Linked DNA regions of Homo sapiens: regions 1 and 3 are each linked to region 2. The links are chromatin loops, found by intact Hi-C in ENCODE. Cell type or tissue: CD4-positive, alpha-beta T cell. All regions are shown on one strand. Links, peaks and the distances in the headings refer to the core of each region. The heading gives the core; the rest is flanking DNA. Region 1 overlaps HNRNPF (heterogeneous nuclear ribonucleoprotein F). Region 2 overlaps ZNF487 (zinc finger protein 487). Region 3 holds the start of LOC283028 (a long non-coding RNA gene).

Region 1 (9,808 bases), core at 2,896-7,895, 70 kb before region 2:
CACAGTACAAAGAAAGTTTTAAGTCAAGGCCTCACCAATTCCTACAGTATTAGTATTGTGTCTCAATTCTCAAAACTAACTTTTAAAAAGCTTAAACTTAACCTAAAGGATTTTAAATGAAAATATAAACTAGAATGAACAAACATGAGAAATATTTCTTTGAATCAGGGAGCTAGCACCTTTGAGTTTTCCAAAAAAGCACGTCTCCCCAGTGTGTTCACTGTGATGTGGTGTAAAAGATCCACATTTAACATACTTAAACTACTTAAACTTAGATAACATCACTCTGAAGTATACTACCAAAATGTTAATTGAGAAAAGCTGAAAATAGTTTTAGTTTACTCATTATCACATGCTAGAAGAAAATTTTGCATGAGAAAACACTGAAGAGGTAATTTTTTAATCCAGATTTTTCACAAACTCATGGTGCAAAATGGGTCCCCCAGCTTCCTCTATTATAACTGCTCTTAATTGCTTGTTGGCTGCCTGTGAAAATGATTGAAGTAACTCAAATGTTCCTAACAAAACTAGTCATAGCCACCCATGCTGTTCTGCCCACTGTAGCCGGCCCCGTAACAGCCACTCACTGACTGGCTCTCCAGGCCACTGTAAGTGGCCTGGGCAGCAGACACCCCCATGCCTTGCATCACCTGGCTGCTATACGCCCCATTGCTGGCCCCTGTTGTTGAATTCAAGAAGAGTTCTATATATCTGTGCTGCATATTGGCCCTGTCTTTGGACATAGCTGCCACAGCTTCTTCATGAGTAGCAAACTCAACATCTGCTTCACCCGTCACTCTTCCATCTGGGCCAATCTCAATATGGACTCTCACAGGGTTGAGAGGAGAGAAGAAGTTGTAAATGTCGTTCTCGGTCGCTTTGTACGGCAGGCCCCTCATGTGGACACAGTGGCCTGTGGTGCTCTGCACTGTGAACTCACTGTCGCCGTATCTGTGGTCATACATTCCGGAGAGACAGTAGCTGAGGTCTCTCCCGAACAGGTCGGTGGTGAAGCCGTAGCCATCACTGAGGCCACTGTACTCCTCGTAGCCCCCGTAGCCTGTGCTGTAGGCACCAGGCCTCATCCTTTCCAGGCCTGCCTGCTTCACGATGCCAATGTACCTCCTGGCAGTCCCGGGCCGGTCATAGGGCCCTGGCCGCTGCACGGACATGAACTTCAGAGGGGGATCTGAGTATGACCTAACTTCCTCCTGGCTGCTCTTAAACACCTCAATGTACCTGTGCCCTATCCTCTCCTTGTGTTTCCCTAGAGCCTTCTCAGCTAACTCCTGCGAGGCAAACTGCACGAACGCTTCCCCTGTAATCTTGCCTTCGGGGTCCACAGGCAATGTGATCCCGTTTGGCACAATTTCCAACCCTGAGAAGAACTGAACAATTTCTTCCTTTGTGCATCCAAATGGGAGTCCTCGAAGCCGCACGAAGCCATCGTTGGCGCTGTCGGCACTGTTGGGACCACTGTGCTTCAACACCCAATCCATCTCGGTTCTGTGGGACTTGAACACCTCAATGTACCGGTGTCCCATGCTTTCCCTGTCTTTTTTCAGGGCCATTTTTACATCATCTTCTGATCCAAGTTCAACAAAAGCCTCACCACTCTGCCTGCCCTCTCTAGTGTAGATGAAATGGACACCTGCGGCCCCATCATGAATCGTGCAGTCAGAGAGGAAGTTCTGCACGTCCTCAACAGAGCAGGACCAGGGCAGGCCACGGAGCTTGACCACAAAGCCTTCACCTCCCTCAGGGCCCAGCATCATGGACACTTGTCAGGGTGGGTGTCAGGTGATCTTGGGTGTGGCTTTTTTGTGGCTGGAAAAAAAAAAAAGAAAAATTTATTTAGTATGCAACAGAAATTTTCCCCATTTTACAGACGAGAGAGGTAGCAAGACATTAAGAAATATACCAAATACAATTGAGAGCTAAGAGTTAACTCCAGGTCTCTCAAAAAATTACATTATCAGTCACAGGCAGTTTGAAAAACAAATCAGGAGTTTACAAGACAGGACGATGCATGTGAATGTGGTGCCTTGAACACAGAGAAATGTAAGTTTCAGTCAGTTTAGAGCAAGGGCATTTCCTTGTTATATTTATTCCACATATTTGTCATGATAATATGTGGCAGTTCACCTATAAGAGCTCCTGAGTTGTTCCTCCTAAACTATACGCCTTACATTTGGTAAAATAGTAAATTTAGTAAATCTGCTTGTCTATGGTAGGATACTTTTACTTTCATGAGTAAAAATAAGGGATGGGAACATAGCAGGCTGTTTTTAAACCACAACATAGGGTAAGATTTTCTAGTGTTCTCATCAGCAGTAATGTTGCCAGGATACAAGACAGCAATGGCTTCCACTGTCTATGGAGTTATGATTTTGCTCCTAAATTGTCAATTCAAACTAAATACCAGTCAAGTATGAGGCCAAACTGATGACATATACAGACAAGCAGACAAATTCACCAGCAGACTTAGTTATGTGCACTGCAAATAAATGGAGAAACCAGATCAGATGATTCACAGGTTCACATAAAATATAGCAGAATTGCTGCCTTGTGCTGAAGATCTGGAAGAGGGCATCGGGAAGAAAGGGCAATCGCAAGAGGGCTGAGAAATGCCCTTCCCACCAGGGTGGTACATGGCACCTGAAGTCCAAACTCAGAGTAAGGCCAACCACACACTGGAAGGCAGTCTTCTGAGAAAGAGGAGCAGCTGACCTAGACAGCAGGGTCTATAACATAGTCACAAGCAAGAAAAACACTGCAGTATCATGGGGCCAAAGACGTATTTTTATATGAACACTGTCAAGGGTGACGCTCAAAAAGAGCATAGGAGTATATGGAATTTTTTTTTTTTTTTTTTTTTTTGAGACAAGAGTCTCACTGTCGCCCAGGCTGGAGTGCAGTGGTGCTGTCTCGGCTCACTGCAACCTCCGCCTCCTGGGTTCACGAAATTCTCCTGTCTCAGCCTCCTGAGTAGCTGGGATTACATGCACCAGCCGCCACGCACGGCTAATTTTTTATACTTTTAGGAGATACGGGATTTCACCATGTTGGCGAGGTTGGTCTTGAACTCCTGACCTCAGGTGATCCGCCCACCTCAGCTGCCCAAAGTGCTGGAATTACTGGCGTGAGCCACCATGCACAGCTGGAAATCGAATGTTTCAAAGTGTCATTTTACATCAAGCATAATAGATATAGCTGGTGGCCTTTTCAAGAAATATGGGCTCATCATGTGGGGAAAAAAGCTCCATAAGAAAACCCCACAATTTAAAAAACAGACAAAAAGTAAAGGTAAGTGTAATTTAAGAAAAGGAAAAGCAAATTCATACTAAATAAATGCTCAACTGCACTAGCTTCAGGGAAAATTAGTAATTTTAAAGTTTGATGTAGCCATTGCAGATAATGACATATTATCATACAGTGCTTCATCATTTCAAATTGACAACGTCTAAAAGGATAATTGTGTAAATCTTTCAAATTTACCTGTGTCTACACCAGATTATAAAGATAACAAGATGTGTCTCCTCTCCCAATAACAAGCATAATGGCACAAATGAAACAGAACAGTATGTGATATCCTGAACACATCACCAAGACCAAACACTCGGCATTTACTCACGAACTGTGATTTGGAATGCAAGGGCTTTCAAAGTATACAGCCTAACTAAAAGATGTCACCCTTGCTAATGAGAGTGGAACATGGAAGCCTCTGGGAAGAGAGTCAAGGGGAGCCTAACCTGGATTGCTCATTGCCCACCTCAAATTATTGACTATGTACATAAACTCCATCAACTTTTATAAAATAATCCTGAACGGCAAATGATTGGGCATAAATAATCCTATCCCCAATTCTCAAACTGTGCTTTGGGTCTGCAACAAACCCTGGGGTTTAGCCTCCACCTTAGAAAGTAATGGTCTCCGCCTCCCCAGGGCCTTATCTAAATCCCCTGCATATGGCCACTGCAACATGCTGATCTGGCAGAGCAAGGTCACAGCAGATTCTTCCTCTCCTGTCCACGGAGGGAATTCTGTGCTAACAGTTCAGAAGCTCCTCCTTGGAGAGTCAGGGCAAGTTTGTATTGTGTCTCTTGGGATAATGGGTCTGGGACAGCTCAATTACAGGTGGGGGCTTCTTATGCAATTCCATTCCCAACACTGGGTCAGGCTAGGCACCGCCTGTCCTTTTGTCTTTGACCATACCCTGGTCTTGCTCCTCACTCATGAAAAGTATCTGAAGGCCTCCCTCGAGTTCTGTTCCTAGCCTTAGGTCCAGCCATCGTTCCGGGTAGGGGAGATGAAGCCATAATCCACTAACCATTTTCTCCTGGACTCCTACCTCCAATGATTTCACCATTCCCTGCAGGAAACCCCACCTAATCACATCCTACTCCCTCCACCACAACTGCTATCCCCCTCCTTTGTAGAGACCTTGGCTTCCTTATCCACACAGCCTCTTTCTCTCCTCATTCTTCATAATCCAGCTTAGAGCAAGTATCATTTTACATTCCTTCCTCACAATACATGGAATTCATTCAATGAACTTCTTAACTGTACGCGCCCAGTAAAACCAGAGCTCTGGAAGATTCCAAACAAATATCTGACTACTCCATGGATGTACTGAGTGGCTCAGCTGCACACAGCCAGGCGAAACGGTGCCTCTAAGCTACAATTTCTCAGCCTCAGGACTACTGACATTTTGGACCAGACAGTTCTTTGTGTTGTGGAGGCAGGCCCAGGCACTGTAGGATGTTTAGCTGCATCCCTGGTCTCTGCCCACTAGATGCCAGTAGCACCCTCCACCTCCAGTTCTGACAACCGAATGTCTCCAGACATTCCCAAATGTTCTCTGGTGGCTAATGCTGCCCCCAAGTTGTGAAATACTGTAGAAATCAGGGTGAGGCCAGGCACAGTGGCTCCCACCTATAATCCTAGCACTTTGGGAGGCCGAGGTGGGTGGGACCACTTGAGATCATGAGTTCCAATAGACAAAACCTCTGTCTCGACTAAAAATACAAAAAACTAGCCGGGCGTGATGGTGGGCACCTGTAGTCCCAGCTACTTGGGAGGCTGAGGCAGGAGCATCGCTTGAACCTGGGAGGCAGAGGTTGCAGTAAGCCAAGATCGCACCACTGCACTCCAGCCTGGGCGACAGTGCAAGACTCTGTCTCAAAAAAAAAAAAAAAATTACCTGGACGTGGTGGTGGGCGCCTGTAGTCCCAGCCACTACGGAGGCTGAGGCAAGAGAATCACCTGAACCCAGGAAGCGGAGTTTTCAGTGAGTGGAGATCGCACCATTGTACTCCAGCCCGGGTGACGGAGCGAGACTAACTCCAAAAAAAAACCCACCACACAAGAAAAAAAAAAGAAAATCAGAGTGAACAGCCATAGAGTAAGCGGGCCCTCAATATCGCCCACTGTCCTACCCCAGCACCCTGCTTGTCCAAAGCCCTTCAGATGTCTGGGGCAGCCTTACAGACTCTCACCTCCTCTCCAGCTGGTTGACATTACTCTTGGAAGTGGACTTTGTGAAGTCAAGTCAGAGTCCAGGAGTTTGTAAGCACGTAGTGGGCCCCTTACAGCGGACATCGTGAACAACAGCTCTGCTCTGGGTCCAACCTCACATACCCCGGAGCCATGCTTTCTTCTTTTTTTCCTTTTCCCCTTTCTCCACTGAGCCCTGTCTACTTGGTAATTAAACATGCTCAGTTCTACCCAATCATGTCATACCTCCCCTGTGCCAACTTTGCCTCTAGCTACTTGTTGATTTGTTCAGCAAAATCTTGTCAAAAGGCCTCTACTGTCACTTCCACTCCCCTCCATTAAAACTGCATGATCAAGGCCACGTGTGGTGGCTCACCGCCTGTAATCCCAGCACTTTAGGAGGTCAAGGAGGGTGGATAACCGGAGCCAGGAGTTCAAGACCAGCCTGACCAACATGGTGAAATCCCGCCTCTACCAAAAATACAAAAATTAGCCGAGCATAGTGGTGGACACCTAGGTTGAGCGCAGTGGCTCACGCCTGTAATCCCAGCACTTTGGGTGGCCAAGGCAGGCAGATCATTTGAGGTCAGGAGTTCCAGACCAGCCTAGCCAACATAGTGAAACCCTGTCTCTACTAAAAATACAGAAAAATTGGCCGGGCACAGTGCCTCACACCTGTAATCCCAGCACTTTGGGAGGCTGAGGCAGGTGGATCATGAGGTCAGGAGATCGAGACCATCCTGGCTAACATGGTGAAACCCCGTCTCTACTAAAAATACAAAAATTAGCCAGGCGTCGTGGCGGGCGCCAGTAATCCCAGCTACTCCAGACGCTGGGACAGGAGAATCGCTTGGACCTGGAAGGCAGAGGTTGCAGTGAGCTGAGATCGTGCCACTGCACTCCAGCCTAGGCGACAGAGACTCGTCTCAAAAACAAAAACAAACAAAAAAACTGCATGATCCTACTATACAGATCTCCATGGCAAGAAAAAGAGCAAATGTTTTTATCTTCATCTTACTTAACCATTCTTTCCTGGAAATCCTCTCCCTTTCACTCCTGTTGGCAATTACTGTTGGTTTTCCAGTTAATTCCTTAGACAGTCTCTGAGTCCTTCCTTAACCATTAACTGTAGGGAATCAGGCTTGGGCCCAAGTCCTCTTCTCAGTGGACTCACCTGCTCCCAGGGTCTCCATAATCATCTCCAGGGTCAGGAGATACACAAACCCCCAGTCTTCGGCTCCCTGAAGCCTAGACGGGTAGACACAACTCCACTCCACAGGTTCTCCTCTGTGCCACAACTAAACCTCACATTCTCTCTTCTGTCACACTCCAATAGCAACATGACTGCCCCTACCTGCACCCAGAGGCTCTAGAAGGAAACTGGAGTAATCCTTGACCTTCTCCCAAGCCCTCAAATCCAATCAACTCAACTCCCTTGGGTGATCCCATTCTCCACAGTATCCTCATCCCTAAATCCTATTCAACTCTTCCATTTCCTCAGCAATAAAGGTGCCTCACAGCTCTACCCTGTTCCTAACACGTTGAATGGCAGCCTATGAACTCAGTAATTCTTTTCTTTGTAATGGGAGTTATCAAATTGTCATTTTCTTTCTGTACCTCATATTGTTATTTCTCCTATTCTAATTCCTGTATGTACAAACAGCCAATTCCAGATTACCGATATATCTTTTAAATAAGTCCAAGCATAGGCCGGGCGCAGTGGCTCATGCCTGTAATCCTAGCACTTTGGGAGGCTGAGGCGGGCAGGTCACCTGAAGTCAGGAGTTCAAGACCAGCCTGACCAACATGGAGAAACTCCGTTTCTACTAAAAATACAAAATTAGCCAGGCGTGGTGGCGCATGCCTATAATCCCAGCTACTCAGGAAGGCTGAGGCAGGAGAATCGCTTGAACCTGGGAGGCAGAGGTTGCGGTGAGCCAATGTCGCGTCACTGCACTCCAGCCTAGGCAACAGGAGCAAAACTCCATCTCAAAAAAAAAAAAAAGTTTTCCAAGCACAGTGGCTAGGCCTTACTGCAATCCCATCTACGGCTCACGTGTACTTTTAAAACTCATTACTGTCCTGCATCCAAGTCCTCAGTGGTTTCCCACTGACCTCAGAACAAGGACCACAGGCCCAATGGGGTCCCTCAGGCCTTGCAACTTTTGCCTGCAACACTCTTCTACCTAAGCTCACATCACTTCCTTTTTTCTCCTGGAATGTGGCAAGCTCTCTGCCCCTTCAGGGATGTGACGCACATAGTTGACACTCATGGTTAATTCTCTCCCCAAATATACTCTGTTCAACCTTCTGTCTACCTAAATCCCACTAATCCTTAAGGTCTAAGCTCAAATACACCACCTTTCTCAAAGGTCTTCTCATTATCCAAATTAAGTCTCATGCTCTACACTAACCACAGCACTCTTGTGTTGTTAAAGGGGTCTTAAACCCACAATAGGAGCCTACTGGGGAGAAACTTGTGCCTGTTTTGTTGGCCACCATGACCCCATCCTCAGCACAGACTTGACCCAGCTGGTCCAAGATTAGCCAGGATTAACTGTTGCCCATGTGTAGGGGGGTCAACACCTTCCTCAAGAAGGCAGTGGCCTGGCTAGGCTGAAAAAGACATACAAGCAGCATAAAAAATAAAAACATTTCATAGAAGAATTACTTAAAATGCCTAATCTTTTACATGTCATAAGTGTTTTGCATCAGGAAATGTTTCAGAAGCAAAATTACTTCCTCTCTGAAGGCAAGGCGAAGAGACCATTCCTTTCCAAAACACATGTGTACACTTAAAACACTTACTGCTTATTTTTACTCCAGAATTGGTTTTCTGTTCCATTTCTCAGAAGTCCTAAGGCTTTTCATTAACTAAAACTCAAGCTGAAAAGAGCCCTGTGGTGTCCTGCTCAAGGTTAATGTTAGGGACAAAACTTTTTTCACTCCAGGCTGCTAAACAAATTTGAGTATAACAAATATAAATACTGCAGCTGAAAAGGGGCTCTTCTTAAAATAGCTTACCTTAAAAACAACCACGGATGCCTTCAGTGGGAGACACTTCTGGATGGTAATGAAATGTCCTAAAAAAAAAACAGAGCGATATTGGCTGTGTGGTCTCAGATCCTAGGCACTGGCTCTGGGATCAGAACTCCAGGTAAGGACAGAAACAGCTGGGAAGCCCTTTATATAGCCCGTGGGTTTAAATTAAATCTCACACCCCATCCACCTAACAGCATTTTGGAAGTATTATCTTTTCACAGGGCAATACAGAGCACAACAAAAGGGAAACGCCTTATTGATCTTGATGAGATTTACTCTTGATGAGATTCTCCTGCCTCAGTACCTGGTATTACAGGCGTGCACCACCCCACCCAGCGAATTTTTGTATTTTTAGTAGAAATGGGATTTCAATATGTTGGCCAGGCTGGTCCCAAACTCCTGACCTCAGGTGATCCGCCCGCCTCTGCCCAATTCTAAGTTTGTACACTGAGGACCCTAAGTGCTGGGAGGAAATTTAAATATCGGGGGCAGGGCACTTGGGAGGGAGATGGGTGGGGGAGAAGTGACAACCACAGGGGACTTGACCTTAAGACCCCTCTTTCACTGGGATAGCATGGGCAAGGAGCAAGGGTGCTTGCTAGAAATTGTTCAGTCTGATTTATAGGAACCCCTCTGTAAGCAGTGTGGAGACACATCCAAAAGACACTTTCAGTTTTATTGGGTAACTTCTTTGAAATATGCTTCACTAGAACATACATCATAATCACTAGATCACCAACATCCCAGTAAAAACGCTGCCCCAAAGGACTAGGACACGGGCTGAGGGCTATGGAATTCTGAGAACTAAGCTGCTTGAGTTTTGGAAATGTGGAATTAGTAAAACCAGCTAATTATGCTGAACCTGTTGTCTTAACATGAAGATAATCAAATCTGCCTTGTCTTGCAAACTTCCAGTGATTATTACTTAAGACACTATTGGGGGGGTGTACAAATGGAAAGCATTACATTTATTAGGAAACCTATTCAGGGGTGAAACAGTTTCAAGTACTCTGGAATCAGGTTTTCAAAAGGCTTCAACAATCCGACTTGTTCAAGGATCTAAAGGGTGGAACCCAGTCATCTTAATGATCTGATCCACTTATGCCCTTGTTTATCCCTGCGTGATCCACAGACCAACACCCTGAGGCGTCTCTGGGGACATGCACAAGCTGGCAACCAGACCCACGTACACCCATTTACCCCAATGGACCAGCCGCTGTAAGCCTGTAGACCACGGCCACTGCGCACCGCCAACGCACGCAGAGGAAGA
Region 2 (9,808 bases), core at 2,045-7,044:
TTCCACCATGCTTACTCAGAAAGTAGTTCAGGAAACAGTTTCCTGGATTACCAATTTCTGCCTGACATGAAAGATGAAAACCACTGAACTCCAGAGGGGTGAATGTCCAGGTCATCCCATTCATTAGCTACTCCAGAGGCTGAGGCAGGAGAATCCCTTGAGCCCGGAAGGCGGAGGTTGTAGTGAGCCGAGATAGAGCCACTGCACTCCAGCCTGGGTGACAGCGTGAGACTCCATCTCCAGAAAACAAAACAAAACAACAAAACAAAAACCCTAGCGCGGTGGCTAACGCCTGTAATCCCGTCACTTTGGGAGGCCGAGGGGGGAGGATCACAAGGTCAGGAGTTCGAGACCAGCCTGGCCAACATAGTGAAACCCCGTCTCTACTAAAAATAAAAAGATAGCTGGGCATGGTGGCGCATGCCTGTAATCCCAGCTACTCCAGAGGCTGAGGCAGGAGAATCGCCTAAACCCTGGAGGTGGAGGTTGCAGTGAGCCGAGATTGCATCACTGCACTCCAGCCTGGGCGACAAAGCAAGACTCTGTCTTGGGGAAAAAAAAAAAAAAAAAAGAAAAAGAAAAGAATTCCTCATGAGATCGCTTGAACGCGCGAGTTGGAGGTTGCAGTGAGCCGAGATCACACCACTGCACTCCAGCCTGGGCAACAGAGGGAGACTCCGCCTCAATTAAAAAAAAAAAAAAATTCCTCATGAGACATTAAGAGTTACAGCTCTTTGCCGGGCAGGGTGGCTCATGCCTGTAATCCCAGCACTTTGGGAGGCCGAGGCGGGCGGATCACGAGGTCAGGAGATCGAGACCATCTTGGCTAACATGGTGAAACCCCGTCTCTACTAAAAATACAAAAAATTAGCTGGGTGTGGTGGCGGGCGCCTGTAGTCCCAGCTACTCGGGAGGCTGAGGCAGGCGACTGGCCTGAACCCGGGAGGCGGAGCTTGCAGTGAGCTGAGATCAGGCCACTGCACTCCAGCCTGGGTAACAGAGCGAGACTCCGTCTCAATAAAAAAACAACAACAACAAAAACAAAACAAAACAAAAAAAAAGAGTTACAGCTCTTTTAGAATTTGTCTGGCAGGCTTTCCAGTTTTTGCCAGTGTGAACCCAAAATATCTGAGATAGGCCTCAGTTAATTTAGAAAGTTTATTTTGCCAAAGTTGAGGACACGCGCCCATGACAGCCTCAGGAGGTGCTGATGACATGCGCCAATGTGGGCAGAGCACACTTTGGTTTCGTACATTTTAGGGAGACATGAGACATCAATATATGTAAGATGAACATTGGTTCAGTCCGGAAAGGCAGGACAACTGGAATCAAAGGTGGGACAACTTGAAGGGCAGGTGGCTTCCGGGGTCTTAGGTACAGAAGAGACAAATAGTTGCATTCTTTTGAGTTGCTAATTAGCCTCTTCAAAGGAGGCAATCAGCTTTGCATTTATCTTAGTGAGCAGAGGGGTAACTTTAAATAGAGTGAGATGCAGGTTTGCCCTTAGCAGTTCCCAGCTTGACTTTTCTCTTTAGCTTAGTGATTTTGGTGCCCCAAGATTTATTTTCCTTTCACCCTGGAAAGCCCCTTAAAAACAAAAAACAAAAAACAAAAAACAGTTCTTGGCATTGAAGTCTAAAAAACATTGTTTTTCCGGTCTTCCTGTAGATGACTTAGTAGAGAGTCTTCAGTCTTTCAGTGAGTACCAGAAATCAGTGCAGTCTGCTGCTTGTAATTGAGTACTTCGTGTGGGTCGAGTACTCAGTCAGTACATTTCTAGGGATGGAGGCACCTTGGTCCCATAGACCTCTTTCTGATGGTCCTGCTTGATCCAGGCATAGAAGCTGGGATAGCTGCATGAAAGAATGGATTATGTCACCTTCAGATACACTCCTTAAATGTATGTGTAGATTGTACAACAGCAAGGTTAAAGCTGTATTTTCTGGCAAGTATCTCCACATTTCCCTTTCTTATTTTGAACAACATGACTTGCTGGATCTGCCTGGTAGGGGTATCCAAATGTCATGGATACTTTAGTGCTTGCCTTAATTGAGCATTCTGTCCAGTTGATGCTCATGTTTAATCTCCCTAAAATGTCTTCTCAGTTGGTTTCTGATCTAGTCCTTCCTCTGTAATTATTTCTTTTCTGTCTTGTCCGTGAAGTCTTCTTCCTCTTCCTGCCTCTCATTATTGCTGTTCCCAAGGTATCCAGTCTTTTTCTTTCTTTCTTTCTTTCTTTTTTTAGGTGTAGTCTCACTTTGTCTCCCAGGCTAGAGTGCAGTGGCATGGTCTTGGCTCACTTCATCCTCCGCCTCCCAGGTTCAAGTGATCCTCCTGCCTCAGCCTCCCAAGTAGCCGGGACTACAGGTGTATGCTACCACACCTGGCTAGTTTTTGTACTTTTAGTAGAGACAGGGTTTTGCCATGTTGGCCAGGCTGGTCTCGAACTCCTGACCTCAGGTGATCCACCCACCTTGGACTCCCCAAATGCTGGGATTACAGGCGTGAGCCACTGCACCTGGCCCTTGGTTTGCTGAGACTTTTTATCATCCAGTGGGTATTGAACTTTTAAAAAAAAATTTTTAAGTCAGGTCTCACTCTGTCACGCAGTCTGGAGTGCAGTGTTGCGATCACAGCTCACTGCAGGTAACTCTGACTTCAGTCTCCCAGGTAGCTGGAACTGCAGGTGCACAGCACAATGCCTGGCTAATTTGTTTATTTTTTGTACAGACAGGGTTTTGCCGTGTTGCTCAGGCTGTGAGTTTATTATTATTATTATTATTATTATTATTATTATTATTATTATTATTTTCTGAGATGGAGTCTCGCTCTGTCGTCCAGGCTGGAGTGCAGTGGCTCAATCTCAGCTCACTGCAAGCTCTGTCTCCTGGGTTCACGCCATTCTCCTGCCTCAGCCTCCCGAGTAGCTGGGACTACAGGCGCCTGCCACCACGCCCAGCTAATTTTTTGTATTTTTAGTTAGAGACAGGGTTTCACCGTGTCAGCCAGGATGGTCTCGATCTCCTGACCTCATGATCTGCCCGCCTTGGCCTCCCAAAGTACTGGGATTATAGGCATGAGCCACCGTGCCCGGCCGTTGAATTATTATTATTTTTTTAGCTAATAGACCAGAAGAATGAATTTAATTATTATTGAGATGATTATATTGTTTTATTCTTTTTCAGTGGATTGATTGATATTAACCTATGGATTGAGTTAATTTTATTAATGTTTTGATTTTCAAATGTTAAATCAGCCTATTTTCCAGGAACAAAGTCATATTGTTGCTTTATCCTTTTAAAATATATTCCATGACAAATTGTTAGATATTTTTGTGTCTTTGTTCCTGAAAGAGTCTGTTGTTTTCTTTCTTTCTTTTTTTTTTTTTTTTTTTTGAGACCAAGTTGTCGCCCAGGCTGGAGTGCAGTGGCATGATCTCAGTTCATGGCAACCTCTGCCTCCCGGGTTCAAGCGATTCTCATACCTCAGCCTCCTGAGTAGCTGAGATTACAGGTGTCTGCCACCATGCCCAGCTAATTTTTTGTATTTTTAGTAGATATGGGGTTTCACCATCTTGACCAGGCTGGTCTTGAACTCCTGACCTCAGATGCCACCCGCCTCAGCCTCCCAAAGTGTTGAGACTACAGGTATGAGCCACCATGCCTGGCTGTTATTTTCCTTTCTTAAAAGTCTTTTTTTTTTTTTGAGAAAGAGTCTCACTCTAATGCCTAGTCTGGAGTGTAGTGGCCCTATCTCAGCTTACTGCAACCTTTGCCTCCCGAGTTCAAGCGATTCTTGTGCCTCTGCCTCCCAAGTATCTGGGATTACAGGCAGGCACCACCAGGACTGGCTAATTTTTGTATTTTTAGAGAGACAGGGTTTCACCATATTGGCCTGGCTGGTCTTGAACTCCTGGCCTCAAGTGATCTAACACCACCTTGGTCTCCCAAAGTGCTGGGATAACAGGCGTGAGCTATCACACCCGGCCTCTTCTAATATCTTAATTTTTTTTTTTTTTGAGACAGAGTTTCGCTCTCATCGCCCAGGCTGGAGTGCAATGGCGTGATCTCGGCTCACTGCAACCTCCACCTCCCCAGTTCAAGCGATTCCCCTGCCTTAGCCTCCTGAGTAGCTAGGATTATAGGCGTTAGCCACCACACCCGGCTAATTTTTGTATTTATAGTAGAGATGGGGTTTCATCATGTTTGTCAGGCTGGTCTCAAACTTCTGACCTCAGGTGATCTGCCTGCCTTGGCCTCCCAAAGTGTTGGGATTACAGGCGTGAGCCAACATGCCCGGCCCAGTCTTTTGTTTTTTTTTTTTTTTTTTGAGACAAGGTCTTGCTCTGTCACCCAGGCTGGAGCGCAGTGGTGTGATGATCATAACTCACCTCTCCCTTGAACTCCTGGGCTCAAGCAATCTTCTGATCTCAGCCTCCTGAGTAGCTGGGACTACAGGCATGTACCATAATGCCTGGTTACTTTTTTGTATTTTTTTTAGAGATGGTGTTTTGCTATGTTGCCCAGGCTGGTCTTGAACTCCTGGGCTCAAGTGATCCTCCTGTCTTGGCCTCCCAAAACATCGGGATTACAGGTATGAGCCACTGCCCCCGGCCTTTGTTAGGTTTATATCAATTTTATGCCTGTTTCAGAAAACATGTTTAGTGTTTTCTCTTTATTCTCCATGAGTGCTTGTGTAAGATTGGTGCTATTTATTCCTTAATTGCTTGTAAAATTACAGCAGTGAATTTTTCTAGGGTCTGGCTTTTCTTTATGAATAATTTTAAAATTATAGATTTAATTTCTTTATATTAGGGAAATTATCCTTTAGAACTTGATACAAGTCCTAGTTGTTTGTTTCTACCTTGTCATTTGTCATCCCCAGGTGGGTGGCAGGTGTGTTTGTTCCAGGGCAAAGCTATGTCTCACACACACTAGTTCACATAACCCCATTCAGACCAAAAATTGTTCACAGTTTACTTTGCTTTTTGTCTCTTTATCTCCAAGGTTGGTCTGTAGTGAACTCAAAGCCTTAATTCTATCCCAGTCCTTTTAGTTAAGGTCAGCAGTGACCTCTAGTGGTGAAATCTTCAGTCTTCCTCTTAACATGACTTTCTTTTTTAAAAATTATCTAGTGAATTACTCTTTCTGTTTGTTTGTTTTTGAGATGGAGTCTTGCTCTGTTGCCCAGGCTGGAGTGCAGTGGCACGACCCCAGATTACTGCAACCTCTGCCTCCCGAAGTGCTGGGATTGTAGGGTTGAACTACTATGCCTGAACCCTCTTACGTGGCTTTCTAGCCACGTAATCATTGATTACAGGCACACCTCGTTTTATTGTCCCTTGCTTTAATGTACTTTGCAGATATTGTGCTTTTTTTTCTTTTTTCTTTTTTCTTTTTTTAACAATTAAAAGTTTGTGGAAACCCGGCATTGAGCAAATCTGTAGACAACATTTTTTTTTTTTTTTTTGAGACAGAGTCTCCCTCTGTCACCAGGCTGGAGTGCAGTGGCGTGATCTCAGCTCACTGCAACCTTGGCCTCCTGGGTTCAAGCGACTCTTCTGCCTCAGCCTCCTGAGTAGCTGGGACTACAGGTGTGCACCACCATACCCAGCTAATTTTTGTATTTTTAGTAGAGGTGGGGTTTCACCATGTTGGCCAGGATGGTCACGATCTCTTGACCTCGTGATCCACCTGCCTCAGCTTCTTGAAGTGCTGGGATTACAGGCATGAGCCACTGCATCCGGCCTTTTTTTTTTCTTTCTTTTTTTTTTTATAAATAGAGATAGGGGTCTCATGTTGTCACCCAGGCTGGAGTGCAGTGGCATGATCTTAGCTCATTGTAACCTTGAACTCTTCGACTCAGGGGATCCTCCTGCCTCAGCCCCCTGAGTAGCTGGGACCACAGCCATGCCTGGCTATGCCTGGCTAATTAAAAAATTTTTTTTGGCCAGGTGCGGTGGCTCATGTCTGTAATCCCAGCACTTGGGGATGCCAAGGCGGGTGGATCAACTGAGGTCGGGAGTTTGAGACCAGCCTGACCAACATGGAGAAACCCTGTCTCTACTAAAAATACAAAATTAGCTGGGTGAGGTGGTACATGCCTGTAATCCCAGCTGCTCGGGAGGCTGTGGCAGGAGAATTGCTTGAACCCAGGAGGCAGAGGTTGCGGTGAGCCGAGTTCACGCCATTGCAATCCAGCCTGGGCAACAAGAGCAAAACTCCATCTCAAAAAAAAAAATTTTCTTTTTGGGCCAGGCGGATGGCTCATGCCTGTAATCCCAGCACTTTGGGAAGCCGAGGCAGGTGGATCACCTGAGGTCATTAGTTTGAGACCAGCCTGGCCAACATGGCGAAACCCTGTCTCTACTAAAAATATAAAAATTAGCCAGGCGTGGTGGTGCACACTTGTAGTCCCAGCTACTCGGGAGGCTGAGGCAGGAAAATTGCTTGAACCCGGGAGGCTAAGGTTGCAGTGAGCCGAGATCATGCCACTGCATTGCAGTCTGGGTTTCAGAGTGAAACACTGTCTCGAAAAAAAAAAAAAATTTTTTTTTTTTGGTGGAAACTTGGTCTCACTATGTTGCCCAGGTTGGTCTTGAACTCCTGGCATCAAGTGATCTTCCCATCCCACCTTGGTCCCCCAGAGCTCTGGGACTGTAGGCACGAGCCACCTCACCTAGCCTCACAACTGTTTTTCTTTCTTTCTTTTTTTTTTTTTTTTAGCATGTGCTCATGTTGTGTCTCTGGGTCACATTTTGGTAATTCTTGCCCTATTTCAGACTTTTTTTTATTATCTATTATGGCAATCTGTGATCTGTGATTTCTGTTATTATTATTGTAATTGTTTTGACCGTATATAAGATGGTTAAAATTAACAAATGTTGCCTGTGTTCTGACTGCTTCACTGACTGGCTGTTCCCCTTTCTCTCTCCCTTTCCTCTGGCCTCCCTATTCCTTGAGACACAACAATATTGAAATTAGGGTAGGTAACTACCCTGCAGTGGCCTCTCAGTGTTCCAGTGAGAGGAAGAGTCATACATCTCTCACTTTAAATCAGAAGCTAGAAATACTTAAGCTTAATGAGGAAGGCATATATCAAAAGCCAAGACAGGCCTAAATTAGGCCTCTTGTGCCGAACAGCCCAAATGTAAATGCAAAGGAAAACTTTTTTTTTCTTTTTTTTTTTTTTGTTTTGAGACAACGTCTCACTGTGTCACCCAGGCTGGAGTGCAGTGGCATGATCTTGGCTCACTGAAACCTCTGCCTCCTGGTTCAAGTGATTCTTCTGTCTCAGCCTCCTGGGTAGCTGGGATTACAGGTGTGTGCCACCATGCCCGGCTAATTGTTTGTATTTTTATTTTATTTATTATTATTATTTTTTTTTATTGATCATTCTTGGGTGTTTCTCGCAGAGGGGGATTTGGCAGGGTCATAGGACAATAGTGGAGGGAAGGTCAGCAGATAAACAAGTGAACAAAGGTCTCTGGTTTTCCTAGGCAGAGGACCCTGCGGCCTTCCGCAGTGTTTGTGTCCCTGGGTACTTGAGATTAGGGAGTGGTGATGACTCTTGATGAGCATGCTGCCTTCAAGCATCTGTTTAACAAAGCACATCTTGCACCGCCCTTAATCCATTTAACCCTGAGTTGACACAGCACATGTTTCAGAGAGCACAGGGTTGGGGGTAAGGTCATAGATCAACAGGATCCCAAGGCAGAATTCTTCTTAGTACAGAACAAAATGAAAAGTCTGCCATGTCTACTTCTTTCTACACAGACACAGCAACCATCCAATTTCTCAATCTTTTCCCCACCTTTCCCCCTTTTCTATTCCACAAAACCGCCATCGTCATCATGGCCCGTTCTTAATGAGCTGTTGGGTACACCTCCCAGACGGGGTGGTGGCCGGGCAGAGGGGCTCCTCACTTCCCAGTAGGGGCGGCCGGGCAGAGGCGCCCCTCACCTCCCGGATGGGGCGGCTGGCTGGGCGGGGGCTGACCCCCCCACCTCCCTCCCGGACGGGGCGGCTGGCCGGGCGGGGGGCTGACCCCCCCCACCTCCCTCCCGGGGCGGCTGGCCGGGCGGGGGGCTGACCCCCCCACCTCCCTCCCGGATGGGGCGGCTGGCCGGGCGGGGGGCTGACCCGCCCACCTCCCTCCCGGAAGGGGCGGCTGGCCGGGCGGGGGGCTGACCCCCCCACCTCCCTCCTGGACGGGGCGGCTGGCTGGGTGGGGGGCTGATCCCCTCACCTCCCTCCCGGACGGGGCGGCTGGCCTGGCGGGGGCTGATCCCCACCTCCCTCCCGGACCGGGTGGCTGCCGGGCGGAGACGCTCCTCACTTCCCAGACGGGGTGGCTGCCGGGCGGAGGGGCTCCTCACTTCTCAGACGGGGCGGCTGCCGGGCGGAGGGGCTCCTCACTTCTCAGATGGGGCAGCTGCCGGGCAGAGGGTCTCCTCGCTTCTCAGACGGGGCGGCCGGGCAGAGACGCTCCTCACCTCCCAGACGGGGTCGTGGCCGGGCAGAGGCGCTCCTCACATCCCTGACGGGGCGGCGGGGCAGAGGTGCTCCCCACAACTCAGATGATGGGCGGCCGGGCAGAGACGCTCCTCACTTCCTAGATGGGATGGCAGCCGGGAAGAGGCGCTCCTCACTTCCTAGATGGGATGGCGGGCGGGCAGAGACGCTCCTCACTTTCCAGACTGGGCAGCCAGGCAGAGGGGCTCCTCACATCCCAGACGATGGGCGGCCAGGCAGAGACGCTCCTCACTTCCCAGATGGGGTGGCCGCCGAGCAGAGGCTGCAATCTCGGCACTTTGGGAGGCCAAGGCAGGCGGCTGGGATGTGGAGGTTGTAGCGAGCCGAGATCACGCCACTGCACTCCAGCCTGGGCACCATTGAGCACTGAGTGAACGAGACTCTGTCTGCAATCCCGGCACCTCGGGAGGCCGAGGCTGGGGGATCACTCGCAGTTAGGAGCTGGAGACCAGCCCGGCCAACCCAGCGAAACCCCGTCTCCACCAAAAAAATACGAAAACCAGTCAGGCGTGGCGGTGCGCGCCTGCAATCACAGGCACTCGGCAGGCTGAAGCAGGAGAATCAGGCAGGGAGGTTGCAGTGAGCCGAGATGGCAGCAGTACAGTCCAGCTTCGGCTCGGCATCAGAGGGAGACCGTGGAAAGAGAGGGAGAGGGAGAGGGAGCTGGAGCTTGTTTGTATTTTTAGTAGAGACAGGGTTTCACCATGTTGGCCAGGCTGGTCTCCAACTCCTGATCTCAGGTGATCTACCCGTCTCAGCCTCCCAAAGTACTAGGATTACAGGCATGAGCCACTGTGCCTGGCTGGCATATTTGTTTATAGCATGGTTTACTGAATTTTTGTTTTCTTTTCTTTTTTTCTTTCTTTCTTTTTTTTTTTTTTGAGATGGAGTCTTGCTTTGTCACCCAGGCTGGAGTACAGTGGTGTGATCTCAGCTCACTGCAACCTCCGCCTCCTGGGTTCAATTGATTCTCCTGCCTCAGCCTCCTGAGTAGCTGGGATTACAGGTGCGCACCACCACACCCAGCTAATTTTTGTATTATTAGTAGAGACGGGGTTTCACCATGTTTGTCAGGCTGGTCTCCAACTCCTGACCTTGTGATCCACCCGCCTCGGCATCCCATAGTGCTGGGATTACAGGCGTGAGCCACCATGCCCAGCTGGTTTACTGATTATTTTAAACAAATTATTGAGTCCTAATGTTCAGAAAAAATATTTCTTTCAAAATGTTACTGCTCATTGACAAGCTAGTCACATAAGAGCTATGAGGTATGA
Region 3 (9,808 bases), core at 2,045-7,044, 710 kb before region 2:
TTGTTCAGTGCCTGTGAGGATTCCTTACTGCAAGTTTATGAAAAATATATTCAGAAGGCATAGTCTACAATTACTGTTTGGGTAAGTGTTTTCATCAATTGTCTGAATATTTGCTGTGAATTTAAGTATGCTGATTTTTATGTAGTTATCCTCGGAGAAACATTGTGCCATTTTTCGTGTGGAAACCACTTGTAGAATAAACAGAGATTATTACCGCACGGAGTTGGTTGTGATGGGCACGTCTACCTGTGGCTGCCATTTGAGTGGAAGGTGGAATCCGACTCTGGATCATCGGCAGCCTGAGCTGGTACTGGGCTCACACTGACCCTGGGAGTGCTCTATGCGTGCTTCACCTTATGAGGGGTGCAGCAGGAACAAAAATAGAAAAGTGTGCTCTACTTTCACATGTTACCAAGGGACAGAGGATACCACCAAGGAATTAGAAAACTGTTAAGTGAGGATGTATTCTTCTTAATAGCCTTTCAAACAAGGAATTTGAAAACAAGATTCTACTCATCCCACACCAAAATGTAAACAGATATATTATTTTTTATATTCCCAGGATAATTTTGGTTTTACTTAAGCATCACTATTGCCCTGAAATGTCAAGTCAAGTGGAAAAATAAATGCGAATAATCCCACCACTAGCCTCCAGACTTGATGTTTATGTTATTTCCTTTTTAAAATGACCTTTAAAAAGTTATAAATTAGAAACGTGGAAAGTAGAATGGTTTCATGCAAGAAATACTGGAATAAGATCCCTGTTCTGGCCCCAAAGTCTTAGACAAGTCATTCAGCCTTTCTAAGCGTCAGTTCTCCCATCTGGAAAATGTGGGCATTCATCTCTATGGGAGCTTCTAGCTCTGTCAGTGAGTTTCTGAAACTTGCCCAGGAAGGAGCAGCCCTAGTCTGAGTGCATGCTGCCCCTGTGCTTGCCTTTTGCCTCCTTCTTATCCTCGAGGTAGCCTGCAGACTCCTCCTCATTCATCTCCTAAGCCAGTGCTATCTGACGGCAGGGAATATGTTTCCAATTCTGGTCACATCTGAAAGAAATTTTTCCTGGAAGATTACATCTATGACCTGCAAAGCTTTATGCTTCTCTCTGTATTCCAGATCTTGTGTTTTTTTTTTTTATATGGGAAAAGTTACAATTTTTTTTTTTTGAGACAGAGTTTCGCTCTTGTCACCCAGCTGGAGTCCAATGGCGTGATCTCAGCTCACTGCAACCTCTGCCTCCTGGGTTCAAGCGATTCTCCTGCCTCAGCCTCCTGAGTAGCTGGGATTACAGGCACCTGCCACCACGCCCAGCTATTTTTTGTATTTTTAGTAGACACGAGGTTTCATCATTTTGGCCGGGCTGGTCTCAAACTGCTGACCTCAGGTGATCCACCCACCTCAGCCTCCCAAAGTGCTGGGATTACAAGCGTGAGCCACCACACCTGGCACGATTATGTCTTTTTAAATGAGAAAAATTTCTTGAGATCATAAGGGAAAAAAAAAATCCCTAAGCCAAAGTAAGTCAACCAAGAAGAAAATGAAAATGAAAATGAAAAAAATATGTATTTTAAAGAAAGTAAAGTGGACATAGCAGTCACTCTGAAATCTGGGTATAGAACCACCTTCATCTCTAAAGTTTATATTTAGCCAACCACTATTCTAAGCAAGGTTGTGGTAGGAATACCTACCAACTATTGTAGGCCACATGTCACTTAAACAGGCAAAAAGTAAAGCAAAGCCATAATTGTGGTTTGATATTTTGGATATTCAATCTCATTTCAGTATTTGCATGGTCTCACATTTTGGAAACAAAATTGTGGTGATTTCACTTGTCTCTTCATATCATGATTATACTTAAAACTGAGAAACAAATGTAGACTAAAGAAGTAAACACTAAAGGGTGAGATCATGCAAGTTAAACAGATATGCTTTCTCAGGGGAAGGTCACTTACCCATCATGCGCTGATATATTTTTGTGAGCTTATATGGTTCTAGCGTATTTACAACTTGACTAACTTTACATGATTCACTGTGTACTGTAGAATATAATTAAATTGACATTTCCTGGTACAGAATAAATTTGCATATGAGCGAAACAAATGATGAGAATAAATAAGTCTGAGGCCATATAATTCCACTGGTTACCAATTTGTGTCTTCAGCTCTACACCAAAGCAAATATTACAACTCTGAACAAGCAAGCAGGCGAAGAATAGATTTGCTGTAACCTCAGATGTCAAAGAATGCATTTATCTCTGAAAACATTTGTATTTTTTTGTCACATTGTACTTTATTTAAAGGTGGCCACAGCATTAAAGTGTCAGTTCATTTTGTACAACCAGAAATGGAAAATGAGTCAGTCAAGCTGAAGCAGAAGTTTCTAACAAAGTCTAAGGCATAGTTCTATATAACTAATAATAAGGATACAATATTTGGCTTACTGAATTCCCAAACTGAGGTCACTAAAATTTAAGAATATCTACCAAAACTTAAGCGAAATCTCAGAGAAACTTTAAAAATAACATTTTATTTTTGATATTTCAAAATGTTTCAATCAATATTCTGAGCCTAAATGTGCAGGTGAGTGCTTTCTCCATCTTTGCACATGTGAAGTGCGCCTGAACCATAGCCCCATATTTCTCAAACACCATCACACTCATAGAACAGAAAGGAAAGGGTAGTTTCACCAGCTAGCCCCCACAAGCCACTCCCTGGGGTCCTCCCCAGCACCTGCTAAATTTGGGAGGCCTGATTTCAGGGGGGTGGATAATGAACTGGCAAAATAAACCCAAAAGAATCGTAATTACAAAGACCAACTCAGGTTCCAGTTAGACAGCCCATACCAGTGCTTTTGATGTTAGCTGCGGTTAAGGGGGCAGGAAAGGCTCCCACTCTATGGTCCGTGGCGTGGTCAGCTCAGCGCTGCCACCTTGGCGGGCTCCATCTCACCATGACCCTCTCAATCAGGCTGATGGTGTCTCCTTATGCCAAGTGGAAGGAACTTCAATCAAATTCTGACACGACCTGCAAATCCTCTCGGGCCCTGGGCTACTGGTTAGGCCAGTAGGGCTGTGTATCAACCGATTAAACCCATTAATAACTGGCAGCACAGCACGGCCTCCTTCTCAACAAATTACGATGCCGATCCCGGAATCAGCCATCCAGGCCCATGGTCTTTTGTCCTTAAGCTTTCAAAACGCCTCCCCTGCTTCATGCTTTCTAGTCTTGAGGACTTGGCTTCAGCGTGCTTCTGAATTGCCGCTCCCTCTGGTTGACAATTCTTTTTTTTTTTTTTTTTTTTTTAAGACGCGGTCTCACTCTTGTTGCCCAGGCTGGAGTGCGGTGGCGCGATCTCGGCTCACTACAACCTCCGCCTCCCGGATTCAAGCAATTCTGCTGCCTCAGACTCCTGAGTAGCTGGGATTACAGGCGCCCGCCACCACGCCCGGCTAATTTTTGTAGTTTTAGTAGAGACGGGGTTTCACCATGTTTAGGCAGGTTGGTGTCGACCTCCTGACCTCAAGCGATCTGCCCGCCTCAGCCACCCAAAGTGCTGGTATTACAGGCATGAGGTCCCGCGCCCGGCCGACAATTTACACTGTTCTCCAGTTGGGGCGGAGCGGGAGACACTATGGAGCCCACCTCTGCAAGAGGCAAGGCTTGGCGAAAGGCAGAGACCCCAACCATGGGAAGGTGCACTTTGGGCACCGAACTTTAGGGAAAGCGCTCTGGGTCAGGCGTCTCCTCCAGAGTGGTCAGTTTAGAGTTAAAAAGGCCGCCTTCAAAATAGTTTTAAAATCTATACATTTACCCAGACATACACATTTTTCGAGACAGGGTCTTGCTCTGTCTCCCAGGCTGGAGCGCAGTGGTGCGGTCGCAAGCCATCTTCCTGCTTCAGCCTCCCGAGGAGCTGGGACCACAGGCCCGCGCCACCACGCCGGGCTAATTTCATTTCGTTTCGTTTGTTTTATTTTCGTTTGTTTGTTTTGTAGGGATGGAGTCTGACTGTGTTGCCCAGGCTAGTCTTGAACCTCTGGGCTCAAGGGATCCTCCCTCCTCGGCCTCGCCAGGTGCTGGGGATTCAGGCTTGAGCCTCCACTCCCGGCCCTATTAATTATTCTTAATTAAAACATTTCAAGGACGCAGTGTTTGGGGCCAGCGCGGCGTTTGCAGTGGCTGCTCCAGCCTCGAGGCCGCAGGTCACCGCGCGGGCCCCGTGCCTACTGGCCCGGCAGTCCTGCGGGTCAGCTCAGGGGAGTGCTCTGGAGAGCCCTGAGCCCACCTCCTGCGCCCCGCCCAACCTCGGGTCCCCAGGCCCAGCCTCTGACACGCCGCTCCCAGCGCGGCCACGCCACAGCTCCGGGCTGCGCTCCCCCAGGCAAAGGCGCCGCCGGCGCGTCCAGCGCGGCCTCCTCCTCCAGGCGGCGCTTGTGAGTCAATGGAAAAGTCCTTGGCGAACTGAGCAGCCGCCTAGTATATCTCTGAAGCCTCCTGCGGAGACTTCACGGCTTGTCCCAGGAGCTTCTACAACAGCCTGGCATTGAGAGTAGAGTTGTAATATTTTCCGCCAGTTTTTCCCAGCCCGGCCCCGAAGCGTCTGATCTTAAAGTCCACGTATCAGACTCCGGGGGGCGTCCCTGCAAGAGCGCCAGGTCCCCGACACCCACCAGGGAATGAATCTGCGCCCAGGTCCCCGACACCCGCCAGGGAATGAATCTCCGTCCCAGGAGAAGGGCGTGGCGAGGGGAGAAGCAACAACCACAGGACCCGTGACAGTGGCCAAGCCTTAGAGGCCCCGCATGCCTGCCAGGCGCCCGAGCCCACGCAGTCCAGGTTTCCCCATCCGGGCGGGAACCAGCTGTTTCCCCTGCACGGGCGAGGGCGCTGGGGTCACCTCCGCCGACGCCAGGCGTGAGCTCCAGAACCCGCTCCCAACCGCCCGGTCCCGTGAGCGCGGGGAGCCTGGCTCTCGCCTGACAATAAAGAAATCATCACGGACAGAAGGAAAGAGGAGCGAGGCTGGGAAGGGAGCGGCTTTAATCCGGGGTCCGCCCCCTTCAATTCTCCAGCGCAGCGGCCCCGAAAGTGGGGTGGGGACGGGGATTGAGGCTGAGCTCGCTTCTTCCTTGTTTTCCGGGTCTCGCGCCTCTGAAGCGAACTGGGCCTGGAGGGGTGCTGGGGATCGAGGGAGCGGCGTTGGTGGGTGACCGAGGGAAAGGTGGGGCCAGCCCCTGGGCACCGGTCGGAGGAGGATTACGAGGCGGAGCCGCTGCCTGCCCGCGCCTCACCCGCTTGGTCCACCCAATAGCTCCGCTGTAGACTCGCGGCGGCAGGAGCGGCGGGCCAGATGGTGATTACAACCCGGGGCGCTATCCCTTTGGAACCTGACCCCCAACTCCGCTCAGTAACCGGATTTCCGGAAGCCGCGACCTCGAAGCCCCCAGCGTTTCTCCACCGACGGCGGGGCCGGGGCTCCTGGAAGCCTCGGAGCCGCAGCTCCAGCCTGCAGCGCACGCCTTGGCCCCCAGGGAGCAGAGAGGCAGAGTACCCCCCTGCATCCGGAGCATAGCAAGCATGCCCCAGGCTGAGGACCTGCGACTTGGTGGGACTTCGGTGCCCGCCCCTCCGCCACTACAGGGAGCAGAGGCGGCTCTGGAAGTCGGTTTAGTGCGGAGACCGCGACCGGAGGAGCGCAGAACGCTCCTCCCAGCGTCCTGGGCTCCGCAGGCACAATTTTTAAACCAGAGGCGAAATCCGAGTCCCGCCGCCCTCCGGGGAGGGAGCGTGGCCGCCTAGCCGAGCCCCTTCTCTGGCTCCGCCCGCTTTTGCGCCGCGAGGCCGCCTGGTGAGTTCCAGGGCCCTGTGGTCCCCCAGCCGCCGGCGCTCTCGGGTGTCTTTTGGCCGCGGCAGGAACGGAGCTGGGCGCTCAGACGGCGCCGGGGTCGTTTCTGTGCCCCCGCCCGGTGGCCGGAGCCGCAGCCTTGCCCCTTCCCCACTGGGGCAGCGCCTGCCTTTCTCGCGGCCGGACCGCGCCGGAGTCCCAGGCCCCAGGCAGCCCGGGCCGCAGCTGTCATGGAGAAGCCCGGCGCGTACTTGGGGTGCCCGGCAGGAGCCCCGGCCGCCTCGCGCCCTTCTTCTCACCCACGACTGTGGCCGGCGGCGGCCTCTGCTTCCCGGACAAAGCTGGAGATGCTGCTGCGGAGTCGGCCCTGGGACCTGCTTCTTCTCTTGGCTCCGGGGCCCGCAGCCGTCGGGGCCCGGAAGGGCTCCCCGGGGCGTTCCCTCAGGAGCGGTGGCCAGGGCTGATGGGGCGTGTACGACGCGGGACCCCGAGCCCGGCAGCAGCCAAGTATGGCAAGGACCAGCGCGAGCATCTCCCCACTGCGGCCGGGGACGGCGTGGGGTGGGAGCCGACCCGGGACATCCAGGTGGGATCGGCCACCGCTCAGGCGCTGTCCCAGGCGAACGCCGCCAGGGGCAGGCTCAGCACCGCCCAGGCCGCCGGCTCGGTGAGCGCAGAGAGGGGCCCCCGGTTTATGCCAAACGCGTGTCTTCTCCAACCTCCTCCTTAAGCCCCTGTCTCATAGGCTGGTTCCTGTCTCTCTCCAGTAGTTCCTGGGTGCCTGGGAGCAGAGACGGCCCATTCTCCCCAAGCTCAGCTGCAGGCTTCAGTGACCTGGGCAAAGTGCGGTTAACCCTGACCACCTTTTGGGGAGGAAGGCCGGTTGCTCCCCTAGCCTCCACTGTGGCACTAGGAGGCAAGGGTAGCCAAGCTGATCGCCGGTTTCATCTGTACCCACCCCCACCCCCACAGGTGTTGAGATGGGCAGTGACAGGTGGGTTGGCAGCCGGACTGGAGTGGCATGGCTAACTGCCCTGGGCACCATATTCCCTGCCTGTCACCACTCCTGGCTGCCCAAGTAGCAAAGCAAAGTTACAATGACAAGATCCAGAGAGGGGAGGCTCCAGCTGGAGATGGCGCTGCTGTCACAGGCCACCTGAGCAACAATGTGACAGCTTCTCATGGGGGCGGGATCTGTCCCCAGTCCCTACCCCGCCCTGGCTTGATCCTTGTCGGTGTCTATTTCTTTGCCTTGCTCTTATCTCAGCCTGGCTTCCCTTCCAGGATGTCAGCTCTGAGTGTCTCTTGGTCCACGCTTGTCTCCATCTCTCCTTTCTCTTCCCCACTCCCTAAACTCAGGACCCAGTCACTCCTGCTCCTTACACACATACACACCCACACTAACATACATGCACTCTCACATTCACTCTCGTTCCCCCCCCACACACACACTCCCACCCTACCTTAGACAGGAAACAAGTTTCCCTCCCAGAACCCTTATAAAGACCTGTGGGGAATGACCGGGATCTGGGCCCCCCGTAGGTCTGTGAGTGAGCCTGTGTGTGTGCAAAGGTGTGAGCCTGTGAGCATCCATGTGGCTGTGGAATTTAGAAAGCATGTGTGTACACACGTGAGTGTGACAGTGAATTGTTGAGAGTTGAAACTGTACATTTGGGGTCAGTGTGGTCTTGGTCATGTGGGCACACAGGTGAGCTCCGGCTAGGGTGGAGGGATGTGAGTGACTCGGAGTGTGGAAGCTGAGCCCAGGGCAGATGGACAAATACATCCTTTGAGCTCCTATGGAGGCTGCCACCCCATACCTTGCTCACCTACTCCCTCTTTGTCATCCTGGGTTCCGTCAAATCAGGATGGGGTGCAGGAAGGGGGAGTGAAGCTGCTGACCTCTGGGAAGGGGCCTGCACGCTCCTTGGGCCTGTCAGCCACTGATCTGTTCCATGTTCCTATAAATACTTAAAAATCCTAGCTGCTGAGGAGGAAGACATCCTCCACCAGCCAGCTGGGGGTCCTGGCCTGGAAGCTGGTGGGGAGGGAGCTAGGGAGCAAGACACATGGGGGAGGGGAGGGGGGATCGCATCAGCGAGGCTGGCATCAGGGACTCCTGAGTTCCGCTCCTAGTTTTGCCAAAGGTTAGCCTGGGTGCCCCAGTATGTCTTCATCAGGAACTGCAGAGCCAGAAATACCATCTATGCCTCTGTCCCAGGAAGCAGCCCTACCTCTGCCTGAAGAGAGAGACTCCCCCGTCAACAGCCAGCTTTCTGCCTTCTAGTCACGTCTCTCAAGTAGGGGTAAAGAGAGGGGTATTCTTGCTTTTTTTGTAGTGGGGAGCGTCTCACTGTATTGCCCAGGCTGTTCTCTAACTCCTAGCCTCAAGTGATCCTCCTGCCTGTAGCTCCCAAAGCACAACAATTACAGGTGTGAGCTGCCACACCCAGCAGCTTCTTACTCTTTAAACGCCAGACAAAATTCTTCTGGAGTTCCTGGAGGGGATTGTCTCTTTGAACTGAAAATCTTTCCCAGGACACCTTTATCAATCCATCAGGCTCTTTCTGGATTGGAGACAGAAGAAACTGCAGTTCAATGACCCCCTTTGCAAGAGCCCCCTCTGCAGCCGTTGAGGGGAGCGAAAGCATTTTCATCTGGCCTCACCCCCATCTGCAGCCAGCTCTTTCACTTCTGGAGCTGGGCTTGTTGTGATAACCTGGAAGAGGGGGAATTAGTTGGGATGACTCACTTGCTGGAGCCCATCAACACTAGACCAGGCTTGTGGCCAGATGCCTGGTTAACCAGCCCAGGAGAGCTTCCTTTCTCAGGAAGAGAATGATTATTGATCCTCTATACCCATTGCCCAGGACAGTGTCAGGCACACTATAGGCCCTTGGGCATTTGTGTGGCATCATCAGCATTACGCCTGTATCACCAAGTCAAGCTTTCCCAATAGCAGTTGGTGGCAAACTCCAACTCCTAGTGTCAGAAGGCATCACAAAGCCCAGATGTCCTGGGCCTCCCAGCTCAGGCAAGCCTAGCGTGGACACAGAAACCCTTGACACTGAGCCAATATCTCTTCCCCCTGTATGGCTTGAATTTCAGATATATTGATGTTGAGCCCTTCTGGCCGGCAGTGGGACTCCCCTTGGCCTTACATAGGTAATGCCTATATCCTGGCCTGGGCTTTTCCAAGAAGCCAGACTCTGGGAAGGACCTGGAGTGGAGGAAAAAACAGGCAGAGGGAACCCCATGAGGGGTTCTGGCTGTGGAAACTTGCCCCTAATGGGGCATCAAAGCCAGGCACGCAGGGGCTCCTGCTCTGCCAGAGGTTTGAAGTCAGGACTACAGCTTCCCATCTTACTCTTGGGATACAAATCAGCTGTTTTCAGATGAGAGAGTCTGAGGTTCCAATTTTATAAGATGAGAAGGGCTGAGGTGATGCCCATTGTGCCACTTGGCTGAGTCCAGAGCTGTGATGAAGAGGGAAAAGTCACAGGGCAGGACAAAGAAGGGGACTCAGGGACCCGGGAGTTTTCCTTGGCAGAAGTCAACTTGCCCCACCCCTGAGAAAACTCTGACCTTCTCAGCTGCCAGGGAGGAAAGCAGGGACTGGGGAGAAGGGGACAGGGAGAGGGAACAGTCTGGTGCTCTGCGCCCTGGGAGAGAAGTCTGATGACAGCAGTGACTCAGGAAGGGTTAAGAATATTCCTAAAATAGCCAAGCCACAGCTTAAGCCAGTCCATGAATGCCTCTTCCAGAGAGCAGATCTGTAGCAGGAAAAGTCAGCCTGATCTTTGCCCCACTGCCTGCTGCCTGGCCCTGGCTGCTAATTAAGCCTCCCACCCTGTCCCCTTCACCAACTCCTGTCCTAATGGCGATGGGGTAGGAGTAGTCAGAGGAGCCAAATCTCCCAGATCAACAGAGAACTCCAGCTGGGACCAGGAGCACTGGGCCCAATGCC

The links. A loop is a pair of places that touch in the nucleus more often than their neighbours do. Peaks named below come from ENCODE experiments on the same cell type or tissue, not always from the same donor. Only the 100,000 strongest peaks of a DNase experiment are listed, where the experiment ranks them.
Region 1: it touches region 2 in a loop (6-fold over the local background); 95 of 110 quality-filtered maps call a loop at or near these places.
Region 3: a loop joins it to region 2, with 7 times the contacts of the local background. A loop is called at or near these places in 6 of 110 quality-filtered maps.

What each region holds. Positions count from the first base shown.
Region 1 is chr10:43,386,110-43,395,917 of GRCh38, forward strand. It overlaps HNRNPF (heterogeneous nuclear ribonucleoprotein F), which reads right to left. Exons shown (of 4, transcript NM_001098204.2): 3 at 8,521-8,579; 4 at 1-1,827. The coding sequence starts at 1,775. The coding sequence ends at 528. Among named protein-coding and RNA genes, the nearest start is that of HNRNPF, 18 kb to the right of the region's middle. RefSeq lists enhancers at 618-1,119, 1,120-1,619, 9,228-9,808. In CD4-positive, alpha-beta T cell, for the core only: CTCF peaks have their summits at 4,809 (motif pointing right) and 5,008; a DNase peak (open chromatin) is centred at 4,792; H3K27ac peaks cover 1,372 bases.
Region 2 is chr10:43,457,006-43,466,813 of GRCh38, forward strand. All of the region lies in intron 1 of ZNF487 (zinc finger protein 487), which reads left to right. It also overlaps the pseudogene RNU7-193P. Among named protein-coding and RNA genes, the nearest start is that of ZNF487, 25 kb to the left of the region's middle. RefSeq lists enhancers at 938-1,493, 7,232-7,895. In CD4-positive, alpha-beta T cell, for the core only: CTCF peaks have their summits at 5,067 (motif pointing left) and 5,266; a DNase peak (open chromatin) is centred at 5,056.
Region 3 is chr10:42,748,918-42,758,725 of GRCh38, forward strand. LOC283028 (a long non-coding RNA gene) reads right to left here and starts at 6,286. Exons shown (of 1, transcript NR_136644.1): 1 at 2,267-6,286. It overlaps LOC105378269 (a long non-coding RNA gene), which reads left to right and starts at 6,225. Exons shown (of 2, transcript NR_134498.1): 1 at 6,225-6,508. RefSeq lists a silencer at 6,844-7,138. In CD4-positive, alpha-beta T cell, for the core only: a CTCF peak has its summit at 4,400; DNase peaks (open chromatin) are centred at 4,424 and 5,544; H3K4me3 peaks cover 1,485 bases; H3K27me3 peaks cover 2,969 bases.